Regions from separate parts of the Mus musculus genome. Here region 1 is linked to region 2. A link is a loop called in an ENCODE intact Hi-C map of the cell type or tissue named here. Cell type or tissue: left cerebral cortex. All regions are shown on one strand. Each heading gives the region's core, and the rest is flanking DNA. Links, peaks and the distances in the headings are about the cores only.

What was found. Peaks named below come from ENCODE experiments on the same cell type or tissue, not always from the same donor. Only the 100,000 strongest peaks of a DNase experiment are listed, where the experiment ranks them.
Region 1: it touches region 2 in a loop (6-fold over the local background); 6 of 42 quality-filtered maps call a loop at or near these places.

The regions. Positions count from the first base shown.
Region 1 is chr1:24,246,303-24,251,686 of GRCm38, reverse strand. It overlaps Col9a1 (collagen, type IX, alpha 1), which reads right to left. Exons shown (of 38, transcript NM_007740.3): 38 at 1-10. Among named protein-coding and RNA genes, the nearest start is that of Col9a1, 71 kb to the right of the region's middle. In left cerebral cortex, for the core only: a CTCF peak has its summit at 2,350 (motif pointing right); a DNase peak (open chromatin) is centred at 2,394.
Region 2 is chr1:23,702,947-23,708,330 of GRCm38, reverse strand. No RefSeq gene overlaps it. Among named protein-coding and RNA genes, the nearest start is that of B3gat2, 56 kb to the left of the region's middle. In left cerebral cortex, for the core only: a CTCF peak has its summit at 2,615 (motif pointing left); a DNase peak (open chromatin) is centred at 2,620.

The DNA.
Region 1 (5,384 bases), core at 88-5,087, 540 kb before region 2:
CCTGGGTCACCTGAAACAGATAAAAAGCCCACACATGTGAACAAGCTATTGACTAGCATAAGACAGTAGACCCTCACAACCTAGCACTGTGCAAGCAAGATGCTTAGCAAATGCCTTTGGAGGTGACCCGTGATGAGAGGAGAAAACCCGTTAGTGAATGTGGCTTTCACAGCAATCAAAGGCAGAAAGTGATTTCAGTGTGTGTCTTCCATATTTGCATCATGGTGCCCTCTAACCATCTATGTCTACTGAATACTGAAATGTGACTGGCCCAAACTGAGGTGAACTGTAAGCATAAAATAAAGCTGGAATTGGAAGGTCTAGCAAGCAAAAAATATAAGGTGTTTTATTCACAAATTTAGGCTTATTACCTGGTATGGTAGTATTTTGAACCTTGTGAGTTAAATAAACTGCACAGGCATCCCTCAGTGTACAGTGTGATTATGTCAAGAACATAGTTAAGTCAAAAATCATCCAACCTGCCAAGCATCAGGACTTAGCAGCCCAGCACACCACAGAGAAACCAACTCTTTCCATTTGCGGGTGCATGGCCAACTCTGTGCTTCCTGGCATTAGGGGAAAACATCATATCATGTATTGCTAACCCCATAAAAAGATCAAAATTCAGAATTTCTAAGTTAAGTTTCTACCAAATGTGTCTCCTTTCGTGTCATCATAAAGTGGGAAAATCCAAGGTTAACTATATTAAGTCAGTGACTAGCTATTTTATTCAAGCTAATTTCACCTGACTCTGCACCTTGCCTACTGAAGATTCAAAGTCACGGGTGCTGTGCTGGTTTTGTGACTCACACTGTCTTTCTCATGAGCAGAGATGCGAACAGCCTCCCCAATTTCTTACAGTGATCCATATACAGACAAAGTTGACCATGGCTAAGAAGTTAAAAACACTCAACCAATTATGAACCACTAGAATCAGGAAAAAAGAAAGCAAGCCTCTATGGTTCTTCATCAATAAAATGGAATGTTTGCGTTTGTCACCATTAAGTTCTGTCCATTAAATGGGGACGGTCTCAACTACTAGTTATTATTTATTGGTGTCTGGTAGGGCTCACACCATGCTCCCTACAAAATTTCATAATCTCACCCCAATGTGACTTTCACCACAGTGAGTTCCTTTCAGATATGTGTGTTCTGTCACGTGTGCTCCATAGGCCACACATTGTGAGACACAGCAGGACAATGAGGAGCTCTGTTGCTTGTGTCCCTTTGCATCAATAGTGCTTCGTTCTATTACTAAGAAAACAGTGTAAAAGCAACTGCGTTCACTTGGGCAATCTCCTAATAGGGAGTCTTAGCCGCTCGAGAAGCCAAAAGCCAAATCTTCATATCCAATTACATGTTATAGGTGGAGGTACTCCCATTCCCCCCCCCCATCCCAGGGTTTTCAGTCTTTTTCCTATTTTAGTGTTCTAATTACATACATCTTAATGTAATGAGCTGGACACATTAAATGGTATTATTGTTATATAGCTCACATATTTTGAAATTAAGGTAGGTGAGGGAACCTATTTTTCAGACATCTCATTCTTCTGTGGGTCTTACATCACACCCTCCACAAAGCAGGGTCAGAGGGCAAACCATTTGCAAGGTTTAAGAGAGGATAGTTATCTTTGAATGTATGCATCTCAAGGCTGCTGTTGAGCAACAATGTGGTATTCCCAATAAATTATCCCGTAGGCTCTTATCCAACTATCAGTTGCGATGAAGGAGGTGGTCATCCATTTCCTCCAATGGGAGAGGGGCTTTCCTTCATCCCCGGCACTTACAGGTAAGGCTGTCACAACAGCTCCTGTAGCAGAGAGTTCTACATCACCTGACACTAGAGACAGTTAACAGTTAACTGGATTTCTTTTTTAGTTTTAAAAATAGGCCACATCTAATTGCATGTTAAAGGCGGTTTTCATGCACTTTGCCAATAAGAATGTCCTGCTGAGATATGTCAAATCTGTCTTAAAATCAAACCAAGACCAGGAGAAAATGACTATGCTCACAAAAGGAGTCAAAGACAATGGGGGCTAGACAGGTAGCATAGATTAGGTCAACCTCAGCCCACAGGCCAAACTGTATTTACACATATTTATATATAAATAGCTGTATTAGAACACGGACATGCTAATTTGTCTGCATACTATTTGTATCTGTTTCAGGAAGGCAGAAGACCAGGATCTGAAGAGCCCTCACTATGCCTTGACCACCCTGTGGGTCTTTTAACTACACTAACTACCTAGTGACTACACAGCTTCCTGAAATATCAGTGACCCCACTGCCAGAAAGTTTTCATGATTTTAAGAATTTAAAAGAATGTGAATACCATTCTCCATGTGGACACTAGAGGGCAGGCATGCTACACTGATGTAAGCAGAGCCTTTTCCCCTAACACTTGACAGAATGAAACAACAGTGCATACACAGGCATGATGGAGAAAGACATGCAAATAATTGTCTGTGTTAAATAGGCGATCTGGTGATACATGCAATGACTATTTAATTGTTGGGATTGTTCCCCAAAGATACACACACACACACAAAGCTTACTTGTGTGGTATTTCACGAGATTCTTCAGTTAATTTATTCCTTTCTCTAGTGGGTTTGTATGCACAGGGAAGTCAGGATTTATTATTACATATTTTTCCTTGAAATGCTGTGAGTGCTGAGTTACTGGTCACACGTGGGCAGTTCAGTGGCAGCAGGCATGCAGGGATGTCCCTTAATGAGATGACCTAGCTGAGCAGCATTAGCTAGCTCTGGTGAGAAAAGGAAGAGGGAGGGAATTCAAGGCCCGGGGGTTGTTTATAAGATCTGCACAGCTCTGGGAGAGAGGCAGATTAATAAGCTAGAGATATGCCTTCATCACGTAACTATGGTGACAGGGACAAACTAGTCACACTGGACAACCTGTCGTTTTGTCAATTTCATGAACCTAGACTCGAGAAACATAAATATTTCCCTCTACCACTTAGAATCAGAGATACCTCCGTCAGGATGTGTGACCTGAGCCAGTCTGCCTAGGCTCACATATAAAGAAAGAGTCAATCACAGCACAATCACCTGAATTCTCAGTGTGAGGCTTAGCCAGGCCCTGCTCTATGGCTTTAACGTGTGTCAGCATGAGTAGAAATCCTCCTAGAATAGCCCATAAGAGTGTGTGGTTCTGACTGCTATTCCACAAAAAGGAACTGAGAGCAGCAGTCACTGGAAATAAGGAAGAGAAAGGACCACAAGTCCTAGGAGCCTGTACCCAGGACCACAGCCCTTACATAGCTGCCCCTCCTACCTAGTTCAAGTGTAACAAACTACGCAGCATATGTCTGCTTTTAAGTAACAATACACTATAGCCAAAATGATAATCACCGTTACACGAATGACCTATGGTCTATAATAAGCAATGTCATAGTAACATCCCAGAACATGCAATAGCTAACCGTGAACAAACTGAGACATGCTGCTGTGAAAGGAGACAGGGGGCAAAAAATGACACAGAAACAAAACAGGGATCCTAGGAACTGACCGATAATGAAGGTACATGTTACAGATTTAACTTTTTAGGTATGTTAGTTTTACACAAACAATGACGAAATGATCTTCTTCTACTCCGTAGGATTTAAATCCAGAATTCAACAATGGGGACAAGCAAGAAGTGTTCTTTGAATGGAGACCATCACAGAAAACCACAACTGCACACACCACAGAGATCAAATGATCATGGAAACCCGGGCCCCAATGGATATATCTACATCACAACCCCTGAATCTATGGCTCAGGGAACATGGAAGACAGGACAAAGATAAAAAGAGCAGAAAGGCTGTTAGAGCCAGAACTCCAGGAAATGTGCTCTGAAACAATGTCTTCTGGAAATGGCTACGTAAACAAGACAAGGATAACAATAACAATGAACATCCTAATGTGGACTGGGGAAAGTTCTACCTACCCCAGGTAGTTTGTCCCGGGTCCCACCCCAGGACAAAGAACTACAGGCAACTAACGCTGGCTGGGAATTACCCTCTCCCCAGGATCAGCCCCATAGCCTGTCTAAAGCAGACCGGTTGTTCCTTAAACCCAAGGTATACCAACAATGGACTCAGCTGGTTAATTAACATGTACATACACATACATGCATATGTGTGCGTGTATAAGAATATTAATCAAAGAAAAATGGGAAAGTACCCAAGGAGCTAAAGGGATCTGCAATCCTATAGGTGGAACAACATTATGAACTAACCAGTACCCCAGAGCTCTTGACTCTAGCTGCATATGTATCAAAAGATGGCCTAGTCAGCCATCAGTGGAAAGAGAGGCCCAATGGATTTGCAAACTTTATATGCCCCAGTACAGGGGAACGCCAGGGCCAAAAAGTGGGAGTGGGTGGGTAGGGGAGTTGGGGGGAGGGTATGGGGGACTTTTGGGATAGCATTGGAAATGTAAATGAGGAAAATACCTAATTTAAAAAATGAAAAAGAAAAAGAAAAAGAAAAATGGGTTATCAATGAGAGCCAGGAGGACATGAGAGAAATTAGATGGGGGGGGGGGGGACATCTAGGGAGGTTGGAGGGAGGAAAAGGGAAAAATGATGTAATTCAAATTAAATTAAAAACATTTTAAAAATCAAATTTAAAAACTGTAAGAGAGAAGCAATGTAACTATATCTAAATTAAAATGTGTTAAATGTTTTTTAAAAAATTTTAAAAGTAAAGCTTTAAAATGGAGTGGGTATTTCTTTCGGTAAGATGTGTATTTACCTAGAAGCCTCCAAACAGGTTCCTGTACCGAACCTCCAGGTTGAGGCTTCCTCCGGGTCACGAAGTTTTATTAGCATTATGTAAGTACCACATAGCCCACGGTCTAAGTCCTATTGGGACATTTGTTTTTTAAAGTTCATCCTCTTGGTGGACAATTAGCTGGTGAAATGACCATAGTGACCCGTTCTCTACAGGACCGGCACAGAGTCGCAGCAGAGTCATGGAAGAGAGGGGCAGCGCCTCGGAGGCCGGGCTAATTGCGAACAAGTTTGCCCATTACGGCAGATTAAGAGCAGCAGGAGAAAAGGCTGCCAGGGTAACTTTGTGCTTTGCCCTTAGCATCCCAAATCAATGTCAAAAGCAAAACCAAACTAATAGACAACCCTCCTTGGCCACTGTTACGCTCACAAACTGCCCTAAACACTCTACAGGACTGCTTCTTTTTTAATTCTCAGGTTTATACCATCAGAATGATATCCCCGCTATTTCGTAAATACTGGACTGAAGGCCAGAGAGAAACTAAGTAGCCCAATGTCATAAGGTTAGGAAGTGGCGGTGGCCCGATTTGAACCCGGGCTTTCTGGATTGTCGGGCCTGTGCTTTAAGGGACAAATTAAGGGCTTGATCA
Region 2 (5,384 bases), core at 235-5,234:
TTTTCTTTAGCTCTTCTTAATAGGGAGGTGTGTTTTTCCTGGTTTCAGGTGGGTTTGACTGGAGGAAGCCAAGATGGACGGCAGCCATGTTCCCTCTGCTGGCTATGCAGCAATCCAGGGGCACTTCCGCTCTCCAGAATTTCTGCTTTGTCACTGTATTCCCGTGCTCTTCTACTTTAGGGTATCAAAATTCAGCTGTTTACTTGTTTGGGAATTTAATGGTAAGGAGACGCGCTGGACGTTAGTCAACAATTTTGCTGAACGTCTAACCTGCAGACTTTGCAGTGCTCTGGTTTCTATGAATTCAAAGACAGATGAAACATAAAATGGAATTGGCTTGTTTTAGCTATGGGCCAATGGTCTGTGATGTAAGCCCTTTGACTAAGGCCTGTGACCACCAGTTAGGATTCTTGGGCTGCATCTGCAGTTCTTCAGTCTTCTGAGAGGCAGCAGCCAAGAAACACAGGACTCACTAGAGAAAGTCAATAATCTCACTCAGCATGGCTCACAATTTAACTCTCTAGCTTTCTCAGCTCCTTTCCCCACCATCGCTTCTTCTGTCACATACATAATACACAGACAAGCATATGCACATACATATGTGTACACACATATGGCTACAAGGATACATAACCCACACACATAGATACACAGACACACCCCACAGATACACATTACACATGTGTGGATACACAAATAGCTACACATACACACACACATACACATATGGATACACAGATGCACAGACACACACATGGGTACACAGATATACACACATATGGATACAGTTACACACAGACACACATACATAGATACACATACACACACATATGGATATACAGATATATACACACACACACACACATATACACAGACACATAAACACATACCACACGTATAAACAGATAAAGACACACACATCTACATAGAGACAGAGGAACACACATACATTGTATACACACACATATACACAGACACATAAACACATACCACACGTATAAACAGATAAAGACACACACATCTACATAGAGACAGAGGAACACACATACATTGTGTACACACACACACACGGATACACAGACACACTGATACACAGACACACATATATGAATATACAGATACACACACACCTACTTTGCACACACATACACACAGACAAATAGACAGACACAGACCACAATATAAACAGATACAGACACACACATCCACACAGAGACAGAGAGACACATATACATTGTACACACACACATACTGTACACACAAACACACACTTGGATACATAGATACACTGATACACAGACACACACTCAGAGAAATACACACACACACACACACACACACACACACACACACACACACACACACACTTTCTGGGGTACCGGAGATGTTATGTCAAAAGCAGGAGGCTGATTCCTGGCTCAACTATTTTCTGGGTCACCTCCTACCTGTTTCTCTGTTGCTCAGTTTACTGAGGTGAATTGCTAATGCCTTATTCCTTGCCTTCCTCACTCCTCCTGTTTCCCTGATGTGAAAACATCCCAGAAAATTTGCATATTTGGCTGTAGTCAGGGGTTTTGGACGGGCTTTAGTGACTGTGTTGGAATAATTTTTTCCTCCTCTCACTAATCCACAGACAGGGCCTGGCGTTGGGGGTAGGGTGGGATTCACCAGTGCCCCCAAGAGGGAGTGAATCGATAGGACTGTCGCTGTTTCCATCTGTCAGGGTGACATGCCAACTGGCTAATGCTGAATTATTGATACTCCTTCCCAAAGCAAGTTAAGCAAACAATCCAAAAATCAGTGAGAAGGGGGTGGTTGGTCACAAATGAGGTTAAATCCATTTTGTCACAGGAACAAGAGGCTGATGGCTGCCTCCAAGGCAAATCTGTCTGATTTATGTTACTGCTGCGAGGACCTTGGTGCCACAAAGGGAAACAAACCAAACCAGAACAGAACAAGAGAATTAGCCTTCTTATCAAAGAGGCTTCAGATCTCTCTCCCTAGGAGCCACAGTGACTGGATACCTCCTTTGGAGCCCCAGCGGTGGAATTCCTATAGAAATGACTAGAAAGGAGCATGAAGGTTTCCTTGTGTGATTAGGGTTCTTCCATGACTTTGACCTTCAACCTCGAAGGTTACGGCTCGGAACAGAGCCTCAGTGGCAAACATCTCACTCTTGATTTTGGGTATTGGGATTGGAGTACAATTAATGAATCTGGGCAGATGACAAGCTGCTGATTTTACTGAGTGGTTTCTTGGGAGATCACAGGCTTACTCCATCTCATAGAGTCTATCCATTGGGGCAGCATATTATTGTTATTCACCAGATAAACAGCTGCTTTAATTTAAAACAGAGGTACCAATAGGGGCTTGTCTTGAAATCATGGATGCTCCAGGCCGCCAGGGACAGTAGCTAGATGGGAAAGCTGTGTCTTCTTTTGGATGAGCCATTTATTCAAGCGCCTGCTGAGATGTGTGCACAGAGCAGAATGGGTAAAGGATTGCCCATTTCAATCATTCTATAACATCTGACCTATCTTTTTTTTTTTTTTCAGCCATCTTTCCCCAAGCCCAGTGAAGTGTTACAAACACGGGTTTACAGCACCATCTAGTGGACAGGAGAGGGGGGCGGTGCAGAGAGAACGGGCTCTAACATTTGAAAGCCAAATCTGGGGTATGGCCCAACCAGTTGTCTTGCTCACTGTAGGGTACCCTGGATACATTCCGGACAACAAGAAGCATGGACCCAATACTGGAACTGCTTCTGTGGTGTGGTCAGTAGGTCTATGATTGGGGCAGGCAGGGTAGAGAGGCCGAATCCACAGGAGCAGGCATTGATCAGCACATTTTGCTCAGTGGGGAAATCAGTTATTAATCAACAAAGAGCTATCGATTTCCCAGTGCCATCTCAGCCAGAGAGCGATGTGTCCATTGTAACTACTAACAATCGGTGTTCTGGGAAGTTAACCACTAGCGACTGTGTCCCTGGCTTCAGCAAGCAGATCATTAAAAGATGGGAGACCCTGAGCTCTCAGAGGGATGGCTAGAGCAGACTGAAGAATTTTAAACAAAAGATGGAACTCATTTGCATTCTGTGGTTCAAAATGAGGGGAGTCATTAATTCTCTTCTCATAAGAAGCATTTGAAAGCTGCATACTTATATACCATGAGACTTCTTTTGTTTAACTAAAAATGTAATTATTGGAGCCAAGAAGGAAATCAATAATTGACAGATGTTTATCAAGTGATTGCTAGAGCCAGACATTTAAAAAGGGGACAGACATTCAGTTGCTGTCCTTTGGTTTCTAGGAAATACTTGGTTTCATATGGTACTGATGCAAGCACATTGCCAAAACCTGGAACCAAGGTTTCTCTAATTTTATATAAATTCTTGTTAAAGTTACATCAAAATACCAGCAAGGCCTGAGGAATATTTCTGAAGAGAGACACAACACTCAGCTGTTGGATTTCTTGCCTCATTTTGTCTCAATGGGCTTATTTTTACTGATACTATGTTGACTTTCAGTGTGGTTTTCTTACGAAAATTACCCTTTAACCCAGCAATTTAAAATTAATGGCTATACAGTCCTTTAGGCTTTGAGGCAAGGCCAGGCCCCTGAAAGCTTACTCTATGGGGTCCAGTCAAGGGCAGAATTGATGTTGGATACTGCCTGCCTGGATTTCCTACTCTGTCATACAAGATTAGCTAGTCAACAATCGACCATGGGAAAAGGATGACATCTTCTTGGAATCTGGTCAACTGGAGGAATAAGAAAAACAACAGCCCTGCCTGCCTGCAGGGACTTGAACCAAGGGTCTTCCCATATCTATGCTCCTTAAATATTTCATCAGTGAGCTATATGCCCAGTCATAATCTTGTCTACCTAGTGTACTGGAAAGGGCTAGGAGAAAAAAATCAACAAGCAATCAACAACAACTCAGCATAGTTTAAAAAAGTTTTAAATGTAAAATGATCTCTGTGGGTATTTTTGGATGAAACACACTTGTCTGAGGATTCAAAGCTGACATTTACATGTAAGTAATGTCATGTCTAGTTTTATGCCAACTTGACATAATCTAGAGTTACGTAAGAGGAAGGAACCTCAATCGAAAAAAAAAATACTTCCATAAAATGGGGCTGTAGGGCATTTTCTTATAGACTGATGTGGGTGGGGCTATCCGTGGGATGGTGGTCCTGGGTTTTATAAGAAAGCAGGCTGAGAAAACTATGAGGAGCAAACTGGTAAGCAGCATCCCTCCATGGCTTCTGCATCAGCTCCTGCCTGCAGGCTCCTGCCTGGTTAGAGTTTCTTCCCTCAATGGACTGCGATTCAGGATATGTAAACCAACAGAACCTTTCCTCCCAAGCTGCTTTAGATCATGGTGCATCGTCATAGCAACAGTAGCCCTAACTGGTTATCTCGCAGAGTGATTCTCCCCAGCTCTATCCACTTGCCTATGAGTGAATAAATAAATAAATTTGCTTTTTTAAAAAAATAGATGAATAAAATTCCATTGTGTAAATGTATCACGTTGTCACCATTGGTTACTCAGTTGATAGATACTTACTTAGACCGTTTCCATTTCCTGGCTATTGTGAATAAAACACCAGTGGGCATGGATGAGCAAGGTGTCTCTATCGCTTCCAATGCTGTTTATTTTTATTCCTGGAGACATAGTTGGTAGATTGTTTTCATAATTCAGACACTGGAGAATCCAAGACAAATACCCCAGTTTCCCCACATGTCAGGCGCTCCTAGTCAAGGAGATAGAATTGGTACATGTAATTACAGTGCACCATGATGGGGCCTAGCTCACCTTTAGTAGTCCTTAAACACCAACATTGAGATATTGTCTAACTCAATCTGGGTTAAAAGATGTCTGGGGAAAGGATTTGTGTTCCTGAGGGACATTGTCTGGCCTCAGTGACAAGGCATCTTCCACCTGGCAGCCTGAATGAAAGGGAAGAGAGAAGGCAAAGCAGGACTTGGCTTTCTTGCTTCTGAGTGCTTGTCTGTTGCTGTTGGTATTACTATCCCTCACTGACATCAGAATCCAGCCACCTCTGCCTCTCACTGTGCTCCAACACTATCTGCTTCTACAGAACCTTTAGGCGTGTGGTGCTGGATCAGGAGGGCTGAGCTGCCTGGATTGGGCAGCTGGGTTCTCTGTTTCTCCTGCTCAAGGGGATTTGATACTCTCTTTTGGGATTTGGAGGCACCTGCACATGTGTGGACTATGTACACACATGAATAAAAATAGAAACAAATCAGAAATATATCAGGGCAAGAAACTGTTGGTGAGCTACCCAGGGACACTAGAGGACAAAGGTAGGGCAGAGAGAGGAGCCACAAACTTCAGGCTGGCCATTCTAAAGGGTTTTA